Linked DNA regions of Homo sapiens: region 2 is linked to region 1. A link is an interaction called in ENCODE POLR2A ChIA-PET data of the cell type or tissue named here. Cell type or tissue: HepG2. All regions are shown on one strand.

Region 1 (8,000 bases):
GAAAGTAGATGTTGTGGTTGCCAGGGGCTGAGAGTGGGGAAAGGGGGAATGTAGATAATTGCTAATGAGTACGAAGCTTCTTTTAAGGGGGACAAAAATATTCTAAAATTAGATTATGGTGATGGTGGTGGTGATGGTTGTACAATCCTGAAAATATATTTTAGAAACATGGAGTTGTACACTTTAATGAGTTGTATGGTACAGAAATTATATCTCAATAAAGCTGTTATAAAAATCAAGAAAATAAATATGATCACAAATACCAATCTTATTGAAATCTAGTTATCAAAATTTTTAAAAAATGTTATAGTATAGCAATATATGTGCCTTATCAGCATATTAAATCGCAAAATCCAGTGGGGTCTATTAACCACCTTAATTTAAAACTAGTAATGGGAACAAATGCTACTTCAAGATATCTGAAACAACACTAATGTGATGTGGAGACATCTGTAATTGCAATTGGTGACAGGGTCAGAGATACGGCTAACCCACATTGGTGACAGAGTCACAGACATAGCTAACATACTGGTTTTGTTGCCTGCCTTCCTAATTAGAGGAAATGCTGCATTTCAGGTAGGATTTATACAAATAAAGATGGACTTTTCTCCCCACCCAAGAAAACTAATCCTCAAATCCTATGCACAGAGCCCTTAAGGAGCTTTGGGCCCCAGAAGAACCCTTGGGCTGGATGGAACCATTTCTACATCATCATGGAGGTAAGAAAAGGGGCAGCTGGTTCCCTCTCTACCTCATTGTCTTAAGCAGCCGAAAAGGATTCTTAGGCTGCCTCGACTCCCACAGTTAAGGAATTTCAACCAGGAACTAAGATCCCAAAGTGAAATGTTAGAAAGGAGAAAATGACAGAAAACATCAGCCCCTCATACCAAGCCCTCAGAGCAGATGGACTGTGAACTGACTTTCATCACTTCCTGCTGTCTCTAAAGATGTTGACTCAGAGAGGCAAGTGTAGAAAGCTTGGATGAACATTTGAAGCAGGTGAACCTTGTTTTAGCTGACACACATCCCAACACCCCAACTCAAAAGATCCACCATGCCATGTTTTCCAGGACACATTTGATTTCCTGGTTCCTCTCAACCATCCCCATCCCCCTCAAAGGCACTTGTCCTCATCAGACCACAAGTCCCAACTGGGATTGGAAATATAGTCAGACAGTCCCATCCTCCCCTCTGAAGCTCTTCCTACCCTCAGCCCCCCAGGAGTGGGTGCTGGCAGCCCTAGAGCTGCCTCGCTCAGGAACCAGCATGGACTGGCTGCTCCTGCCTCATGCTCCTCTAGCGAGCACAGGAGGACAGAAGGCAGGCACCAGGGCCTCACAACATGACCTGCTACCACCCACCAATCAGATGGCTCTGTCCAGGCTGGTTCTCGGGACATAGCTGGTGGGGCAGAGAGTCGGGACAGACCGTAAGACCAGAGACCTCCCTTCCTCCATTTCTCTAGGCAGGACTGATGGTAAGATGTGATTTAAAGAGCAGGACTGATTACCAGCGTAGCTGGAGAGGCCAACAACTTGAAAATACACCCAATTCCCATTATTCACAGTAGCTATGTTCCATAGAGTTACCAGCAGATACTGAAGCAAGCAGCACTCCTAAAGGAAATGCAGAGTTAGGTTCCTGAAAGCCTCAGGTTGCAACATTTTTGTCAATCAATCAATACTAACCTTGTTTTATGTGTTTTTCTATTTAAAAGACACCTTACTGAATAAACAGATGGTCCTCAACTTACAATGGGGTCATGTCCTGATAAACCCAGGATAGGTTGAAAATATCCTAAGTTGACAATGCATTCAATACACCTAACCTACCAAACACCATAGAGGTATGTCTCAGCTTGCCTTCCACCTATCCAGAACACATGTTAGCCTACAGCTGGGCGAAATCATGAAATACAAAGCCTACTTTCTGAAAGAGTGTTGAATATCTTATGAAATGTATAGACTATTGAACAGAAAGTGAAAAACAGAATGGTCCCATGGGTATTTGAAAGATGGTTTCTACTGAATGCATATCACTTTCACACCGTTGTTAAGTTGAAAAATCATACTGGAAGGAACCATCGTAAGTCAGGAATCATCTGTACAGTGTTGATTCGTTAACACTCAACCAGTGGCACTAGAACACAAACCTGAATACAGTTTATCAAACACACATATTTTCCCCATAAGGCACATCACTGCCTTCTTGCACTTGGAAACACTAGACAGCACTTTCAAACAGTGAAACCACGAAGAAAAAGCACAAAACATGGAAAACATGGCACTAAACAAATCATGAAAACCACACTCGTTTACACCAAGAGGCTGAAACAAGATGGCAGAGCATCCTTTTCAGCTGGGAAAAGGCTCATCGGGTAACACATTTTTGCCACTCTGCTGGTGTCTATGAGTTCTGATCTTGGGGTGACAAACAAATTTTAGAGAGCAGATGAATTTACAAATATGGAATCCACAAATAATGAGGATCCACTGAACATGGTTTAAGGACCTGGCAAACAGCGAGGAGACTTACTAGGAAAACAGCCATTCATCAGCCTTAATGTGAATTAATCTGTACAAGGGCTCTTCACCTGGGGTGACAGAGGAAGCCCCTGGCAGCCATTGGAGCTTCAAGGGGTAGCTCCTGGGGGAATCTGTATACAAAATTGTTCTCAAAATTGTATGCAATTTTTTTTTTGACAGTCTCGCTGTGTTGCCCAGGCTGGAGTACAATGGTGCAATCTCAGCTCACTGTAACCTCCACCTCCTGGGTTCAAGCTATTCTTCCACCTCAGCCACTCAAGCAGCTGGGATTACAGGCATGCGCCACCATACCCAGCTATTTTTTGTAGTTTTAGTAGGGACGGCATTTCGCCATGTTGCCAGGCTGGTCTTGAACTCCCGACCTCAAGTGATCTGCCCGTCTCGGCCTTCCAAAGTGCTGAGATTACAGGCATGAGCCACTGTGCCTGGCCAAAATTTATGCAAATTTTTGATATGTATTTTTATGGGGGCTAAAATCCCATTTTCAACAGAATCTCAAGAGGTCGGTGCCCCCAAAAAGGTTAAGAACCAGTTTAATGAATGAATATTTTCCCCAATGCTCACTTGAATTTGACTGGGTTTTCTCTGGGGAAGGGAGAGTGCAGAGTAACTTAAAGATAATCAATGAAATCATCAACCTCTGAGAGCAGCAGAAGCCCCTCGTCTTGAGGACTAAGCAGACTCTGCTGGCAGCAGGGTGGAGAGTTACAGAATATGAAGTGCCTGGGATATTAGGTTCTCAGGATCACTTAGAAAAGTACTGGGAAGCCACTGTCCCACCTTTTCCATCAGCCTGCCTCAAAAGCTCAGAATGGTGGCAAAATAGCATATTAGTCTCCTTTACTACCGCAACAAATGACTACAAACACAGTGGCTTAAGCAGCACAGACTCATGACCTTACAGCTCTGCACTCAAAATTCTGAAATGGATTTCGCTGAGCTGAAAGGAAGGTGTCGGCAGGTCTGCATCTGCTCCGAAGGCTGCAGGACAGAATCCATTTCCTTGTCTCTTGCAGCTCCCAGAGGCTGCCTGGATTCCTTGGCTCTCGGCTCCTTCCTTCCTCTTCAAATTCAGCAATCGCGGCAATCGGATCCCTCTTCCATCCTCACATTTCCTTCCCTCTCCCTGCCTGGCCTCCCTCTTCCAGCTTTTAAGGACCCTGTGAGTGCGATGGACTCATCCAGATCATCCAGGATAATGTCTCCTCTCAAGGTCCTGATCACATCTGCAAAGTCCTCCTGCCATGTAAGTGCCACATTCACAGCCTGGGAAGGAGGATGTGGGCCTTCCAGCCCACAGGTCTCCTGCCTCTGCTCACACACTGATGAAGGGTGAGGAGAAGGAAGAGGCATCCTCTCCCCCAGCATCTGCTTGGGTGCAATGACAAACCCACTGGTGAGACACTCGGACTCTGTCATGCACCTACAGGGCCCTCCTGGGAGGTGGCCTATGAAACCCCAACTTCACAGGCAGAAACAAAGGCTGTGTGCATTGCCAAATGTCTTCCCCCAGCCTTCAGGTACTGCAGACAGGGCTGCAGAGAGGTAAATCAGCAGTTCTCAGTGCCCCATCTCAGTAGATAAACTGATAAATGCAATAAAATAATTCCGACACCAAAAATACCTATTTCAACCCTAGCAGCTTTACAAAGCCTTGAAACAGAACCCGTATGCCCTGGTATGATCCAGTTCTGACTTTGTGAACCACGAAACAAGGAGGCCTTTGTGCATTCATTCAACTATGCAAATAAGCCTGACCAAATAAAACAAAATGACAGGAAATTGCTAAACAAAGTGTTGTGGCCAAATCCACACTTGAGGGGTGGGAAGATGACCCTGGGAGAAGCTATGCAAACAAAACCGACCCCTTGCCCTGGTGCATTACAGATGACAGGCGTGGACTTCACATCCCGGCCACTGGGAAAATTAAGCACAAGTAAAAACACGACTTTCTATCCTCATATTTTAAAAACAAACAAACAAAACCCAACAGGACCACCTTGTCCCATTCCAATACTGTCAATTATTGACCCCTTGAGAAAAACAGCTTTACCTCTGACTTATACAATGCAGGAGCTCAAAACAGGCCTTGACCATGGTGGACAGGAACATCATGAGAAGATGTTTCTCCACCATGAACAGACTCACTGTAAACAAACTGGGAGGCCCCAGGCAGCAGAACTTCATTCTCTTCTGGGTCCAGAGGCCAGAGAGCTGAAATCCAGGCATCAGCAGGGCTCCTCTGATACCTGGAGCCGGGGACCTCCTTACCTGGCCCTGTGTCTTGTGTTTGCTGCTTGTTCTGTCCTTGGCGTTCCTTGGCTTATGACTTCCTCACTCCAGTCCCTTCCTCCGTCGTCGCGTGGCAATTCTCTCCCAATATGTCCCCTCGTTGTTATGTGGTCATCCTCTCCCCGCGTGGTGTCCCCCAATTGTCATGTGGCCATCCTCTCCTCACGTGTCCCCCCACCATTATGTGGCCATTCTCTCTCCATGTGTCCCCCCACCATTATGTGGCCATTCTCTCCCCACATGTCCTCCCATCATCACGTGGCCATCCCCTCCCCACATGTCCTGTCGTCCCAAGGCCATCCTCTCCCCATGTGTCCCCTGTCATCACGAGGCCATCCTCTTTTGGCATTCCCCCGTTGTCACGAGGCCATCCTCTCCTGACATCCCCCTGTTGTCACGTGGCCATCCTCTCCCAACATGTCCCCCCCATCATCACGTGGCCATCCTCTCCCCACATGTCCCTCCATTGTCACATGTACATCTTCTTAGAACAGCAGTCACACTGGATTAAGGGCCCACCCTACTCCAGTATAATCTCATCTCAGCGTTACAACTGCAACAACCCTATCTCCAAATAAGATCCCCTTCTGAGGTCCCGGGGGTTAGGCTTCAACATATCCTTTTGGAGGACACAATTCAGCCCAAACACTTGGTCATCTTTTCACTTGGTGGGCCCGTCCTTTTAAAGCCTGACTGCCCCATTGACCGTCTCTCCAGTAAGCTTCCTCTCTTCCTGCAGTGCCTTCACCTCCAAGTCCTCCCCCGACCCTTCTGATGTATCAGGAGCATGCACCCCACCCCAGAAGGCAGGGGCCTGGCAGCCTCACTGCCCACCTCCAGCACTCCCAGAGGCCTGGCTTCCCAGGAGGCCGGTTCCAGAGTCACCCCGCACCCTACTTGCCCCCAAACAACTGTATTTTCTCAATTATGTTTGAAGGAAGAAGAAATCCTTTTTGCTTTCCAAAATGGGGGTGACAACACAGATGTCTACACACACCAGGAAGGTAGCAAATGAAGCTAGCCAGGCATGGTGGCTCGCACCTGTAATCCTAGCACTTTGGGAGGCCAAGGCAGGAGGATTGCTTCAGCCCAGGAGTTCAAGACCAGCCTGGGCAACACAGGGAGACTCCATCCCTACAAAAATTCTTTTAAAAAGTAACCAGGCATGGTGGTGGGAACCTGTGGTCCCAGCTACTTGGGAGGCTGAGATAGCAGGATTGCTTGAGCCCAGGAGGTCAAGACTGCAGTGAGCTGTGATTGTACCACTACCCTGTCTCAAAAACAAATAAACAACAACAACAAAATGAAGCTGCTGGAAGGGCTTTGGGTGAGCAGAGAACACACACCTGCCATTAGCTGGTGGGCAGCTGCTGCAGGTGCCAGTCATGCTCACCAGCCCAGTGGTGCCAGGCTGCAGTGTTTCCAGGAGACAGGGCACTCCAGACCTTCCAGTGCTGGCAACCATCTCCATTTATTTTAAGCACTGCGTGGGCTGGAAGCACACCTCTGCAGACTGAATTTGGCCTGCCCATTTGCAACTTCCATCCCCCCTTTCTTGATAATCTCAGAAATACACAGACTTCCTGTCTCCCACGCTTTTAGTTGCATTTCCTGTAAGTTTTCCTACACGAGAATGTCTTTGCTTCCCCTTTGGCTGGCCACGAATTTCTGGCCTTTTGAGGAAAGCCCTCCCTTCTACCTCCTCAGCCCCCTTCCTCGACTCCTCTTGCCAGATTTTTAGCCGCCGGCTCTGTGGACACATCTTCGTGCCTTCTGTGGCTGGCACCCTTCCAGGGACAGAGACACTGCAGTGAACCAAACAGATGGAAACCATCCAGCATTTGGCAGTGGCCAAGAGGAACAGGAGGAATGAATGGATGAGTGATGGCAGGGGGTGCAGACCAAGATGGGGTGGGAGGCTGGGGTGGGGGCACTGCCGAGGCACAGCCAGGAAGAGGCGGGCGCTGCTCAAGCTTCCTGCCAGGATAGATAAGATCAATCAGTGCAATATAGACAGTGACAGGCGCGGAGCAGAAAAAGTGAGCAGGGAGTAGGGTATGAATAGTGGGGAAGGGGAAGTGACATTTTAGATGGTGTTGTCTGAGAAGGCCTCATTGCAAGGGTGACATCTGAATGCGGACCTGAAGGAAGCCAGGGAGATGGCTGCATGGAGAGTGGAGGAGCACTGTAGGCCCAGAAGGGCACGTGCAAAGGTCCTGCGGCAGAAGCACTCCTGACCAGTGCAAGCCCCAGCGAGGCGGGCAGTGTGACTGAAGGTTCATGGAGGAAGTGGCGTGGGGAACACACTGCACAGAAGTTTGAGGTCACAGAAAGGTTTTGGGTGTCACTCTGAATGCCACTGCAGGGGTCTGGGGATCATCCTGGCTGCTCTGTTGAGAACTGACTCTAGAGGAACAAGGAGAGAAGGAAGGAGACCAGTTAGGAGGTGCTAGCGCCACCTGGGCAAGAGAGGACTCTAGCCTGAGCCAGGGCGCAGCAATGGAAGAGCTGAAGAGTTCTGGAGACAGACAGACAGACAGACACACATACACACGTGCTTTTTAGTTGCGGAACTTTCCAAAGAAAAGTAGGGTGACATAATAAACCCTTGTACCTTCATTACCACGTACCCACCAACTCCACCTTCTCCCAGCCCACGCCCAGGCTACTCACTCTCCTATACCTTAGATCAGCTCAACTCAAAATGGGCTCCTCACACCAGCAGCACCAAGCATTAGAAATACAAGTTACGGGGCCCACCCCAGGCCTTGTGAATCAGAAGCTCTGGGCTCAAGACCTAGAAAGCTGTTTTAATGAGCCCTCCAGGGGACTTGAATGCATGCCAAAGCTTGAGAAGCACTGCCCTAGGTTATTGTGAGTAAATTCCAGGCATCACATTATTTCATCTGTAAATATTTCAGTAAGACTCTGGAAAAGATAAGAGCTCTTTTAAAAAACACAACCATGGCCAGACGTGGTGGCTCATGCCTGTAATCCCAGCACTTTGGGAGGCCAAGGGGAATGGATCACCTGAGGTCAGGAGTTCAAGACCAGCCTGGCCAACATGGTGAAACCCCATGTTGCTCTCCACAATGGAGGTGACAAAGCAGATGTCTACACACACCAGGCAGATAACAAATGAAACTAGCTAGGCATGGTATC
Region 2 (8,000 bases), 440 kb after region 1:
CAAGCCAATTCCTAAAATAAACCCGCCTCTTCCCTGCCCCCCATACATATATTCTGTTTCTCCAGGTATTTCTCTAGAGAGCACTGAATAATACAGAGGCCAAGAAGGGTTCTGTATTGTGTGGTAAAGTGATCAGGTAGGCAATTAAGTCATATCACATCGACTGCAGTATCAAAGACAAATCGGCTAGGGAAGAAAGAATGGATCTATGCCCAGTTAGGAGGGATCTGGAATACAAGCTTGAGACGATGTTAGCTTGAAATAGGGTGGTGGCCATGGTGATGGAGAGAAGTAGATACATTCCAGAAACTTTAAAATGGGGAAACCAATGATGAATGGACGTAATGAATGAGAGCCAGGCAGGTGACCAGGGTGAGTCTTGGATTCTGGCTCAGGCAGGGAACCCGGGGCAGTCCAGGGGAGTTTCTGTGGTGCTGGGTGAGGGGAGTGGGAGGAGGTCATGGGTGTGGTATTGACCATGAGCAACTACCATCTGGGAGGGGCACATGCAGAATTGGACCTCAGAGGAAGGGCCTAGGCTGGAGGTAAGTATTCAGCAATGACACGGGTGCTCCAATGTTTATTTGAGACGGAGTCTCACTCTGTCACCCAGCCTGGGGTGCAGTGGCGCGATCTCGGCTGACTGAAACCTCCACCTCCCGGGTTCAAGTGATTCTCCTGGCTCAGCCTCTGGAGTAGCTGGGATTACAGGCATTCACCACCATGCTCAGCTAATTTTTGTATTTTTAGTAGAGATAGGATTTTGCCATCTTGGCCAGGCTGGTCTCAAACTCCTGACCTCAAGTGATCCACCTGCCTCAGCTTCCCAAAGTGCTGGGATTACAGACATGAGCCACCACACCTGGCATCTCGTATGTTTAAAGGCAAGGAACAACAGAGAGGTGTAGAGTGTGGTGTTGTTGAGTCATTTAGTCCATGCCAAACACATTTGGGAAAACCCAAATTCTGGTGTTCCCTCTAGGAAGCTGATGTGAGCATTAGCACAGCCGAGGCCCTAGGAACCTAAGAGCAAAGAACTTCCCCCCCGACCCCGAGGTTTCTCACAGAGTAGCGTTCCCCAGCATGCTTGAGCACAGACCCCATAGCATCCGTGCATCTCCCCACCAAGGCCCATGGGCACGGGGAATGCTGATGTGGGAGGGTGGACCCTGGCAGGGACATCCTGGGGCTTCCTTGGGAGTAGAGCACCATGGCTGAGCTGCGCTTCCTCTGGGCTGGATGGAGAGTACTGGAAACAAAGCTCAGCCAGGATGCGCAGCTGGCAGGAAGGATTAACCCATCATGCCCAGAATGCTTGGACCACGTGCACAAAGATGGGAAGGGCATGGGGTTAAGCACTGTGAGAGACCAAAGCTGGAATAATTTAAGGCTGCATGGGCTTGGAGAGGGATCCTTCATGAAGGGCGTAGGAGGGAGCCAGGGTGGGCAGCAGGGGGCCTACCCCACATGACAGGGATGGGGATCTAGAAGGGGCCCTGGGGCATGTCCCGCATAGAGATGGTTCGTCTCTCTGCCCTTGCTGGAGGCATGCAGGGCCAGGAGGCTGGGCAAATTTTTTTCTACTTAGGCTCAAACCATTCTGTCGGGCTTGCCCTCGTGAGGTGAGCAGGACATGAAAGGCCTGCCACTGGGTACATGCTGGTCCCATGGAATGAGATGGAACCGGCGTGGATGCTTTCCAGCTCTGGGAGGGAGCACAGGGTGCACCCGGTGCAAGGGTTGGAGAGCCCTGACCGCGCTCTGACTTGCAGAGGAGTCCCCAGAGCTCCTCAACAGCTGGCAAGAGGGTGTAAGTGGTGGGAAAGATGAAAGGGGAGTGGGGCCGAAAGAAAGGGGGATGGCGAGTGCAGACAATCCTTGCCTTTCTCGGAACAGGAAGCTGGTTTTGAGTTGTAGGGGGTAATTTCGTTAGAAAACACAAAGGATTTGGGCTTTTCCCAGACTTGGTCATCAAAGGGCATGTGGGATGATCTCTTGAGGAGAGAACTTTGTCAAGAAGAAGGCATTTGTAGGATAAGAACTTTAAATAGGCCCTCTAGCCCCAAGAGAACCTGACTACTTAGGGCCTTAACAAGGAATTGACGGGGGAAAAAGCCCAATGGAAGTATTAGTAGAAAACCTTTTTCTGTCTACTTAATAGAGAACAGAAACAGGTGGCCTCGAAGAATGAGTTTCATGTGCTATGCAGTGCTAGGTTCTTTATGCATTCATTCAAATATTTATTAGGCACCTACTGTATGCCCAACAGTCCTCTAGGTGCTGTAGATACAGTGGTAAACAAGGTAAGTCCTCTGTCCATGAAGGGGAACATCACACACCGGGGACTGTTGTGGGGTGGGGGGCGGGGGGAGGGATAGCATTAGGAGATATACCTAATGCTAAATGATGAGTTAATGGGTGCGGCACACCAACATGGCACATGTATACATATGTAACAAACCTGCACGTTGTGCACATGTACCCTAAAACTTAAAGTATAATAATAATAAAATAAAAAAAAAGGTTAGTCCTCTTTCTTATTGTGGCTTGTACTCTAGGGAGGCCAGATAAACCCAGAATCTGTATTTTTTAATAATTTAAGTGTGCAGACAAATCATACTCATGGCAGATCTTAAACTTGGCTGATGATCGGGATCATCTAGGGCAGTGGTTCTCAACCAGGGCGATTTGCCTCCCGGGGGAAATCTGAAACCATCTAGAGATGTTTGTAGTTGTCATGAGTGGGAGGGAGTGTCACAAGTGGGACCTAGTGGGTGGTGGCCAGGGGTGTTGCTAAATGTCCTACAATGTGCAGGACAGCCCCTCCCAACAAAGAACGTTCCAGCCCCAGATATCAAGAGTGCTGAGGCTGAGAGGCCCTGCCCTAGGGTCTTGCTACTCAAAGTGTGGGCCATGGACTGGCAGTATTGGCATCACCAGGAAGCTTATTAGAAATGAATCATCTCAGCGTCTCCTCCCAGCCCCGACCCTGCTGAGCCAGAATCTGCATTTTCAAAGATTCCCCACACACCCTCCCACCCTGAATTTGGATTTGGATGCACGTGAAAATCTGAGGAGCCTTGCCGTAGGTGCACACACTTATTAGCAGGCAGGACAAAATTAACAGCAAGTCAGCCAACTAGTTAGCTAAGCTTGGTGAAGTCCCCGCCCCAAGCACCATTCACGAAAGGTTTACTTACCTAGCAGGCTCAAAAAAAAAAAAAAAAAAAAATACAGATTCCTCATTCCTGAAGATTCTTATCTGCAGGAGGGGCTAAGAATATGCATTTTTATAACAGCTCCCTGTGTACAGCTGAGAGAGACAGGTTTGTACACCATACAAGTAACAGCTGAACCCCAAGGCTGCATTTCAGTACCATTAGCTGGGGAATCTAAGCAGCTGGCTAAAAACACAGACAAAAGAGAAAGATGCAAGCCACTTACGAAGATGCTCCCGTCACCCAAAGAGCTGATATTATCTAGTTAATTATGGAAGGTCTGCCCAGTAAAACAGCCAGGCCAGGTGTTTAAACTGTTTGTTTTTGTTGTTATTTATAGCATCGTGAGTTTCCGTTCAAAGAAACTTTTACAAAGAACCTCAGTATACAAAACAGATGAGAGTGAAGCAGCTCTGGTTTATGGGGACACCCAACATGTCTGTCCCTTGCCTGGGCTCCAGGAGGCACAGTTTGAAAAACATCATGACAGACAATAGCTGTGGTCTAGAGTGCATGCTGATTTTAGGTGAGAAAGACCCTAATAAAGTACGTTTCATTCAAGGAATGCTCTCGTGCACATAGGCATGCTCTCATGAAGTTGAAGTGGCTATTTGCTTGAACTTTAACGTGAATGCGGAGTGGCAAACATCAATGTTCAAAAATGATTCCATGAATAGAAACACAAATATTCCTACAAATTGTTTTGAAAATATAAGTTCCAGAAAATGGAAACATAGAATGGCCCCAGTAAAGAGTATGATTCTTTGATCTGGTGGAGAAAACAGACTTCAGCTTCTCCATTTTTAAACCATGACAATCTCAGTTCCTGCAGTTCAGGGACATTGTAATTCATGCAAAGACCTTGAACTGTCAGATGCTATGATGTTCACAGCTATCAAAAGCTCTTTTTTCAGGGGCTGCCCAGACTCAGAAGGGCAATATAGATGTATGTGTGTGTGTATATATATATATATGTGTGTGTGTGTGTATATATATGTGTGTGTGTGTGTATATATATATGTGTGTGTGTGTGTGTATGTATATACATATATATATCACTAATTAGTACAATTAAAAACAATAAAAAGAAAGTGTTTAGTAGCTGCGACCTTTTTAGTTTAACTGAGTTAATCCAATACATGCTCATAACAAAATGAAAATTAATGACTACCTTATATTTTCCATACTATTTTTTTCCACATGGATGCCAAAGCCTTGCCCTTGAAAGGAAAAGAAAGTGGCTTTGTCCTTGCAAAGTTTTAATTTCCCTCAAATTGTGTCAAAGTTCTCTGAGTATATACACAAAACCGCTGTGCTGCGTAAGTGAAGATCAGTTCTTCCACTGAAAGCCAAAGCTAGAAATATTTGTGTGTTTCCACTTTGTGGTACATAATTTCTGCATTGTCAGAAATGGGTAAATATTGTACAGTGATAGAGATCAATTTGGGTTGTCAGTGTTTGCATTATTGTAAGACAAGTAGACAAGAACAAAGGTAAAAAGTGGACACTGGATACCACGCTATGGCAGGGCCAGGCTTCACCATTATCACCAGGAAAATCAGACAGGCTTTTATTGAAGTTTGAGTGGCATTAATATTGAGAGCATTAGCAAAAGACCTGAATGCAAGGGCTGGTTTATCACTCATTCTACACCGGACTGGTGCAAGATTTTATCTTTAGCATTGAAGAAAAGAGAATTAGGATTACCAGTACAGAAGCAGGGGATGCTATTTATAAGTACACTATACTTTAAAGAATAAAAATGCCCATCTATTATGGTCCTAAGCTCTTTTCTTTTTTGCCTCTAATCAACACAGATTGGATAAAATGAATAAAAATCTTCATTAAGGTTAACAAATATAAACCAATATATATACAAGCTTTAAAAGTATTTTTATATATTTAATGACACAAACAGTTGGAAACTACAAAGAAGACAATGTCTCCTTTGAAACAGAAAAATATAACCACAAAACTCTAGAAATAAAGCTAACAAAAAAATGGTAGGTAGCTTCCGTGTGAAGAAAAAAACAATACAACAATATAGAGACTTGAAGGGGGTTTTGAAAACCACAGAGAGACACTCTGCTTCCTGCGGTGGAAGATTCAGTATTTTAAATATGTCACTTCTTCCCAACTTACTTTATACATCTATTACAATGCTAATAGAAATCTCAATATGATTTAGAAAAATTTTGACAAATTTGACAAAATGATTCTAAACTTCATCTGGAAGAATAAACGTGAGAATATTTGCAAAAGTAAAATAATAAGGGGAAATCATTGGCCCGGGAATAAATAAAATACTGAAACAAAATAGAAGATCCCCAATAGACAAATTTTCTAAGACTTAGTATCTGATAAATACAGCCTTTCAAATCAGTGGGGAAAGCATGGATTATTATTAATTATTATTTTATTTATTACAAATAAACAAAATTAGGATAGACAGCTAATCATTTGAGGGAAGAACCTGAAGTTAAAACCACACCTTCAAAGACATACCAGAGACTAAAATGTAAAAAATTATAATATGTAAGAACTAGAAAAATATACATAAACTTATCTGATTAGGAGGAGTGGAGTAGGGAAAGGTTTTTGGACATACGGGTTTTTAAATTTTTATATGGTTAGACTATCAATCTTTTTCTATATAGGTTGGCTTGTCACATAAGTTTGGCAACATAAAGAAAAGATTGATACTCTGACCACATAGAAAATAAAAGACCTGTATGTCAAAAAAACTTCATAAAAATGCAAATGATAAAGTAGAAAAATATTTGTAACATATATAACAAAGGGTAGTATCTTTAAAGAGCTCTAATAAATAAATAGAAAAAAGTCAAATAGTCCAGTGATAAAATGGGCAAAAAAGATGAACAGGCAACTCACACAAAGAAATAACAGCTATCAGTAAATATATTTTTTAAAGTTTGTGATTTGCCCCCAACCCCCAATTTCAAACAAGCGAGGTCAAAAGTTAATTTTACTTGACAATATTTGGTATTGTTGAGAACAGTGAGGATAAGCATGCTCATATACTTTTGGTGAAGATATAAATTTATACAGCCTTAGGGGGAACAAGTTAGTTGTATATCTCAAAACATTAAAAACGTATGTATCTTTTGGCCCAGCAACAGCATTTTTAGGCATTTGACTTAAGGAAATTTTCATGAATACTGAGTGCAACATTGTTTTTAATTAATATTAAAAACTGGAATCAACTTCAATGTCAACAAGACGGGATTTATTAAACAAATGATGATGTGATCATACAGTGGATTACTACACACCTATTAAAAATGGAATTCCTGTGAAGAAAGGTTCAAGTATATTAAGAGGAAAAAAAATCTGCCTTCAAAATAGTAATGTACAATGTGATCCCATTGGGTAAAAATACATTATGCAGAGAAAAAAACTGGAAGGATATATAAAAATGTTAATTATTATATCTTTGGTAGAATTAATTAAGTACCTTTAATATATTAAAATCAATTTTCATTTTCTTCTTTATTCTTTTTAAGGATTCTATAATGGACATATATATTACTTTGTAGTGAGAAAAAACTATCGCTTTTGAAACAGTTTGGAAATAGGCATAAAACATTTGCAAAAGAAATTGGTTCCCTACAATTCATAAATTTAGATGTCAATGAAGTATTTCTGCTGCTTTGGAAAAAAATGCAAGTTCATAGTTTTCATAATGATTTTTGAAAGATGTCCCCTCTATTTCCCCTAAAGGCTGGTTATAAGTGAGTAAAATGTTTTTCAGATTCTTACTTCACTCTGAAGCTCTATGACAAGGAGGTATTTCACTCATTGGGGCCACCTGCAGCTCTTGAAATTTTAAGTCAGCTCTTGGCCTTCTGGCAGCCCTACAGTGCTGTAAGGGGCTGAGTCCAAATATTAGCTCACTTAACACGGACTACTTCAGTGTAACCACATCAAACCAATCTGGTCCAACTTTTTTTTTTTTTTTTGAGATGGGGTCTCACTCTGTCACCCACGCTGGAGTGCAATGGTGTGATCTTGGCTCACTGCAACCTCCCAGGTTCAACTGATTCTCCTGTCTCAGCGTCCCAAGTAGCTGGGACTACAGGCACACACCACCACATCTGGCTAATTTTTGTATTTTTAGCAGAGATGGGGTTTCGCCATGTTGGCCAGGCTGGTCTCAAACTCCTGACCTCAGGGTGATCCACCCGCCTCAACCTCCCAAAGTGTTGGGATTACAGGCAAAAGCCACGGCGCCCGGCGGGTTCAACTTTTATGTACCAAAGTTGTGATCTGTTTTTCAGTTGTCATGGACCTCCAGGTTGAAGGTCACATAACCTGAGCATGCCCAGATGAACCAAGCCCGCAACCACAGGTGGAACCTAAGTGCTTAGAGTGAGGAATGGGGACAAAATTAAGAAGTGGACATTGCCTGGCATCCAGGATCCAATCAGATTGAGCTCTAGGCTCAGCCCACGGCAGTCAGATGGGGCTCCCGGAATCATTGCATTACAAGATCCAATTAGATCACACCTCATTACCCTATGTTTTTGCATCTGCCCCAGCCCCCAGCTTGACAAGACAGTTTTGGGAACCATCCCTGGTGTTCTCCTTACTTGTCACAAGTAATAAAACCCCCTTGTTAGGCCAGGCATGCTGGGTCACGCGTGTAATCTCAGCACTTTGGGAAGCCGAGGCAGATGGATCACCCTGAGGTCAGGAGTTTGAGACCAGCCTGGCCAACATGGTGAAACCCCGTCTCTACTAAAAATACAAAAATTAGCTGGG

The links. ChIA-PET counts read pairs that join two places held together with the same protein. Peaks named below come from ENCODE experiments on the same cell type or tissue, not always from the same donor. Only the 100,000 strongest peaks of a DNase experiment are listed, where the experiment ranks them.
Region 2: POLR2A ChIA-PET joins it to region 1 with 5 read pairs; 1 of 35 experiments calls an interaction of 5 or more read pairs at or near these places.

The regions. Positions count from the first base shown.
Region 1 is chr6:158,008,077-158,016,076 of GRCh38, reverse strand. All of the region lies in intron 1 of SYNJ2 (synaptojanin 2), which reads right to left. Among named protein-coding and RNA genes, the nearest start is that of SYNJ2-IT1, 11 kb to the right of the region's middle. RefSeq lists an enhancer at 6,508-6,647. In HepG2, a CTCF peak has its summit at 7,295; DNase peaks (open chromatin) are centred at 1,016, 4,356, 5,126 and 7,756.
Region 2 is chr6:157,567,009-157,575,008 of GRCh38, reverse strand. The region is part of intron 2 of ZDHHC14 (zDHHC palmitoyltransferase 14); the gene reads right to left. Among named protein-coding and RNA genes, the nearest start is that of MIR3692, 42 kb to the right of the region's middle. RefSeq lists an enhancer at 1,445-2,177. In HepG2, no CTCF peak of the experiment used is centred here; DNase peaks (open chromatin) are centred at 4,078 and 4,648.